Linked DNA regions of Homo sapiens: region 2 is linked to region 1. Evidence: chromatin contacts called from ENCODE Hi-C or POLR2A ChIA-PET data. All regions are on one chromosome and are shown on one strand. Each heading gives the region's core, a stretch centred on a gene start or an enhancer-like site at or near the end of the contact. The rest is flanking DNA. Distances are from core to core; before and after follow the strand shown.

Evidence for each region. Hi-C counts contacts between places; a loop is a spot of excess contacts on that map. ChIA-PET counts read pairs that join two places held with the same protein, here RNA polymerase II (POLR2A). Pooled maps may share reads with other maps.
Region 2: a loop to region 1 is called in a pooled map, with 2.3 times the contacts of the local background. The contact joins two enhancer-like sites. A Hi-C loop is called at or near these places in 2 of 50 pooled maps. POLR2A ChIA-PET finds 5 or more read pairs at or near these places in 3 of 52 experiments (HEK293T, activated CD4-positive, alpha-beta T cell and activated T-cell).

The regions. Positions count from the first base shown.
Region 1 is chr11:114,796,157-114,798,805 of GRCh38, reverse strand. All of the region lies in intron 1 of LOC105369506 (a long non-coding RNA gene), which reads left to right. It also overlaps a transcript of NXPE2 not described here. Among named protein-coding and RNA genes, the nearest start is that of NXPE2, 120 kb to the right of the region's middle. Within about 2 kb of position 1,294, at least 3 of the 41 ENCODE cell types and tissues checked have a DNase peak (open chromatin) inside an H3K27ac peak, as active enhancers do.
Region 2 is chr11:115,166,974-115,169,622 of GRCh38, reverse strand. It overlaps CADM1 (cell adhesion molecule 1), which reads left to right. Exons shown (of 12, transcript NM_001301043.2): 12 at 1-387. Among named protein-coding and RNA genes, the nearest start is that of CADM1-AS1, 230 kb to the left of the region's middle. Within about 2 kb of position 1,307, at least 6 of the 41 ENCODE cell types and tissues checked have a DNase peak (open chromatin) inside an H3K27ac peak, as active enhancers do.

The DNA of each region.
Region 1 (2,649 bases), core at 45-2,544:
AAATGTTAACAAAGACTAGAGCAACACAAAGAAACTTAGAGACAGGGGCAAACTGGAGAGCCATGAAAGAGATATGGTTTATTAACTATGAAAAGTAGCAAAAGGCAGAAAAAGAAAGAGTCCCGGCCGGGTGCAGTGGCTCACGCCTGTAATCCCAGCACTTTGGGAGGCCAAGGCGGGAGGATCACGAGGTCAGGAGTTCAAGACCAGCCTGACCAACAGGGTGAAACCCCGTCTGTACTAAAAATACAAAAATTAGCCAGGCATGGTGGCATGTGCCTGTAATCCCAGCTACTGAGGAGGCTGAGGCAGAAGAATCACTTGAACCCTAGAGGCAGAGATTGCAGTGAGCTAAGATTGCTGCACTCCAGCCTGGGTGTCAGAGCAAGACTCTGGAAAGAAGAAAAGGGAAGGGAAGGGAGAAAAGAAAGAAACAGAGGGAAGGAGGAGCCCAAAGAGAGAAAGAGATGAAGATTACAGGGCAGGTCATTAAAAGTTTGTCCAATTTTCCTGGGGACAGTAGCTGCAATTCAGGTAACTGTTACCTGTTGGTGACAGAAATTTTGGGGTTTTTGTGCTGCCATTTATCATTAAAAATCTCAGAGCTAAATACACAAGATTCAAATATTGCTTGACATTTTCCTAGTGAAATAGGTTTTTATTAAAACACAAATGTATGTTAGAGCAGTATTCTCTTTTAGATATATATATAAATAAGGGAAATATAAGCAGAAGCAAGACCTAAAGAAATAGAAGGATCTGGGCACAATTGCAGTCTGATAGCCAATTTAACTTCGGTTTAGATTGTTTCTCAGTTTAACCATGGTTTCTACACAGACAGACAAAATATTGGCTGTTTCAGACATCAAAGAGGAGATCCGAGCCTTGGCCCAGAAGCAATTACTTTAAGTGACTTGTCTAGTTCTGACACTAGCTGCTCAAGGATGTGGGCCTCAGAACTTCACATGAAGATTGTTTTAGTATGAAAATCTTCAACCACAGTATTATAATATAAGCATTATTCGTCCCAAAGTTCACGGACACCATCTAATAAAGTTGCTGGAATGAAATGTCTTCCCTGTCTTATGGCTCACTTGAAAGGTTCATGGAATTCATTTAGCTCTGGCACAGCAAATAGATTTCATCTCAAGAGCAAACTCTGGTTAATAGATGGTAGCTGCCAGGGAAGCTCTGCTGAGACAACATGTGTTGAGAATGAGTGTGTGCTTGGAGGGAAAGGGTGCTGAGCCTGAGGAGCTCCACGTGCCATAAATACAGGAGGGAGGGGTGCCAAAATGCCTGCTGTGAACTGAGGACCTCGTGACCTGGCGGAAGCTACCTTACTAACCCTTATTTAAGCATCTCCTTGAGAAGTCTGAGGCTGTTCTGCTGGGCTGTGGGCCCAGAAGGAGAGAAAATAGAAGAAGGTGGGGTGTCAGCTAAAAGAGACACGGTAGGCCACCTCCTGGTTTCCACTAAACTCTCGTTTCACCTTTCTAATTTCATGTCAGTTTATTTCAAGAGCAGTTCCAGGAAGTTAAGAGGAGGGACACTGTCTGCTGTATGCTAGGCACTTGGGATATAGTGATTAATGTGACATTATCCAGCTCCCATGGAACCCATAGCCTAGTTGGGTGAGGAGGGAGATCAGTCACATCAAGATTTATTTTAATACACCGTGAGTCATGCGATACTGAATACCAGTCTCCTACAGGAAACCTTTCCATGACCCATTGCTTCCTGCCTAAAGGCCAACTTTCTTATTGTGGCACACGGATCCCTATTAACACAGATTCCGTTTACATCTCCAGCTTTCTGTGCTTCATCTATACTGAACTTTTTAAAATTTTCCAAACAAATCATATTTCAGTCCCCTGCAGACTCACCATACTTTTCCATCTGCCTGGAAAACTTTAACTCCTTTCCCACCAGTGCTCTGCCTAACCTGCTCAACAGCTCTTAGCCTTCCTCCAGCAATTCCAATGGTACACATCTCACACAGCACTTTGCTCATCTGAGCACTCATCACTCTATGTTGGGATTGGTTAGTTACATGTCTGTTTCTGCCTATAGACTGTTTGGTCTGTGAAGGCAGGGACCAGGAATGTGTTCATCTTTACATTCCCAGAAAGCAGCAGAAAGCCTGGCACTCATTAGGTTCTTGTGGGATATTTGCTAGATAAGTAAATCAACAGAAATTGTATTCAAGTGGGTGATTCACTATGCCTTTGGTTTACTATTATTACATATTGGACACAGAAAGGGGGTTGCAAGAGATTTTTTTTTGAATTTCAGAGGAAACAGTTAACCACTTTATCTCAGTAGCTTCTACATGTGTCTAAGGGTATCACTCTAGGTCTTTCTCTGATACTTATTTTCAGTTTCTAAGCTCCAAGGTTTTAGCTATAATAATATACATAAAAGTTTACTCCTCCCATGGATATTTGAAATTAAAACTTGGTTTTGGAAAATAAAAAATTCTTCAAGGACTGAATAAAGAGCAACAATAATTAATATGCGAACAGAGCTTTAAGATTTATACTACAAGCCCAGACCCCATCATTATGCAATATATCAGTGTAACAAATCTCTACATGTATACCCTGAATCTAAAATAAATTTTTTAAATGCAAAAAGCTTTTATGTTAT
Region 2 (2,649 bases), core at 58-2,557, 370 kb before region 1:
GTTTTCTCTAACCTCCTCTCCCAGAATAAAGTGATGAGGGCAGCTATAGTGTTGCAATTAGGAACATGAATCTTTTATCGTTTGGACAAGGAAGGGAAAATGCCATTACTGTCAACTGAAATGTCCTACTTGGGTTTTTTGCTCCTACTTCCCTGCCAAAGCCCATTGCTGCTGCTGAAATTGTATAACATTCACAGCTGTTCTTGATGGCTTGATTCTTAACACAGCCAGAAATGTAGCCCGGGAGATGCTTAAGACAGTTTATGGAAAATAATAGATTTCCTTGCAGAGACACCAATGCATCGAGAAGGGCCTTGAGTCACGTTAGCCCCAGCCAAGATCACCAATTTTCTCTCTATCTGGCTTCAGTTACAAAGGCTATGCCTTAAAAAAAAAAAAAAAAAAAAAAAAAAAAATGCAGACCCTTTTGAATTCTCTGTGTTTTCCTGGTTGGTTTCCATCAGCACCCACAAGTCCCTGGCTATGGCACCTTTTGTCTCACCACTCACCTGCAGCAGCCGTGAGACCCAAAAAGAAGCCTACAGAAGTGGAAATAAAAGGATGCTACTGAGGGGAGAAGAAGAACTCCCAGGAAAGCCACCCGATGAGAGCTGAGACTAGGTCTACCACCAGCTGGGTGCTCCAGAGACAGACGGCTACGTTGGAGGCCACCCCTACAGTCCCAGCACATGGGTGGGGTCCTTCCCTCCCTGTGTGGCATCCCCGCGTGGCCATCAGGAATGTCAAGAAGTGGTGTAGTTAGTTCCACTATCCTCATCACTGTGCCCTGACCACTCTCAGCCCCAGCCCTTAGTTAGGAACTTCTGGGATTGGCACTCCCTTTGGCAGGTAAAAGGGAGTGGCTTCACAGTCACAAACATTGGGAAGGATGCAAGAATGAAACAGCAAACAGTGCCTCACAAGTTTGCAGCTTTCAGACTGTTTCTGCAAAAGCATGTCAAAAGCCATGTGTCTCTGCCCCACCGTGTCTCCCCAGTCGTGCCTGGAAGTAAAGGTTGGAAGATACAGGCTGGCAGGCAACGGCCAGCTCTCTCTCCCTTTCACTCTAGTATCACCCGCAGACACCCCCAGCGAGTGCCACCACTCCCCCACTGTTTTCATTCTCAGCTTCTCCTAAATGGAAACCATTAATCATACTAAATTGTGCAATGATTCCGTGATAGGGAGAATGCTGATGGCAAAAATCATTCTCCTTTGTTGTGCCAGGCAGGCAAAAGGCAGAAGTATTAGCTCGTCGCCCTGCCTGGCTCCTTGCAAATGCTGACCATGTGTTTGCCTACGCAGCTGCCTCTATGCACACAGCTTATTTTAGCACTGGTCTAAGGCATGCCAACTGTTGACAGAAAACAAGGCCACCTCTTCCTTAGTCCCAGGACTGCCAGGAAGACTGTAACTGCTGGTGCTCCCTGAAGTCTCTCCCATCTCAAGGTCCCCATATCAGAGGTAGGGGTGATACAGGACTCGTGGGCAAAACCCAAGGTGGTCTCAGATGGGGTGAGCTGGTGGGGTAAGCCGTGCCCCCCATGCAGTTCTGCCAACTGGATTGCAGAAGAAGCCAGGTGTGGGTACCAAGGAGGCTTTTTGCCTTTCAGAATTTGATGTCTGCTTCACTTTCGACAAGGCTCTTTGTAAGCCACCCCTTCTGAATTAGAATCATTTTCCAAAAGCTCTTAAGCTATGATTAATGCCAGGGCTGTTTTTAACAATCATCCTGCCAGTCTTAAGCTGTAGTCATTTTCAATAATTTGGAGTGCTCAAAGGCAAGCCAGGAGTTTGTTGACAACAAAACCCGTAAGAGCACAGCCAGGCAGCCACAAAAGATGGAAAAGCAAAGGGACCATTTGGGCTTAGCTGGCTTTCTGCTCCCAGAGTTTCACCACTAAAAGTTTGATTGAACACTCACAGTGCGTTAAGGATCCAACTGTGAACATGGCTGGGCCAGAGGGCTGCCAGGCTGGCTTTTGTGTGAACAAACAAGCAGTGTGTTTGGAGGGCTCCGGGTTTATTTATGGACATGTGTGGTTCATTCATGCCATCCCCAAACCAGAGTGTCCTCATTTGTCTCCCCTCTGCCAACATGGAAGACCAAGAAAGAAATGCAGTTGCTTTTCTTTGGGGCTGTTTACCTCCCATGAATGCCGAGCAAGTCTCTGGCCAAGATGTGGGAATCCTGCTCTGTAGATGGCCCCGGCCATTTCCCCAGCCATGTGTGTTAAACTAGTGTTCTCTTTTTAATCTTGGCAATTTCATGGTAGAGTATCCATCTGTTTGAAAAGCCCAAACTGAAGGAAGCTACCGTTTGAAATGTCTGTGATTACAGATTTACTTAGACTCAGCTTCCGATAGCACTTATTTCTAGCTCATTACTTCCTCCGGAAGGAAAGGGTCAGCTCTGGGTGATGGGAGTTTAACCCAATGAATTTGGTGTGATGGATAGATATTTGTGTCTCCACTCGACTCTGCCATCACACCAACTATTATGTAGGGTGTGTTGCCAGCCAGGGAGAACACAGATGCTTGAGTATAGCTGGGAGCTTTTATTAGCTAACTTCCAATAAACTCCCTTCAACCATGAATCACAGCAGAGCCTCCGCCCTGCACTCCACGTGGCCTTAGCAGTATCTATCA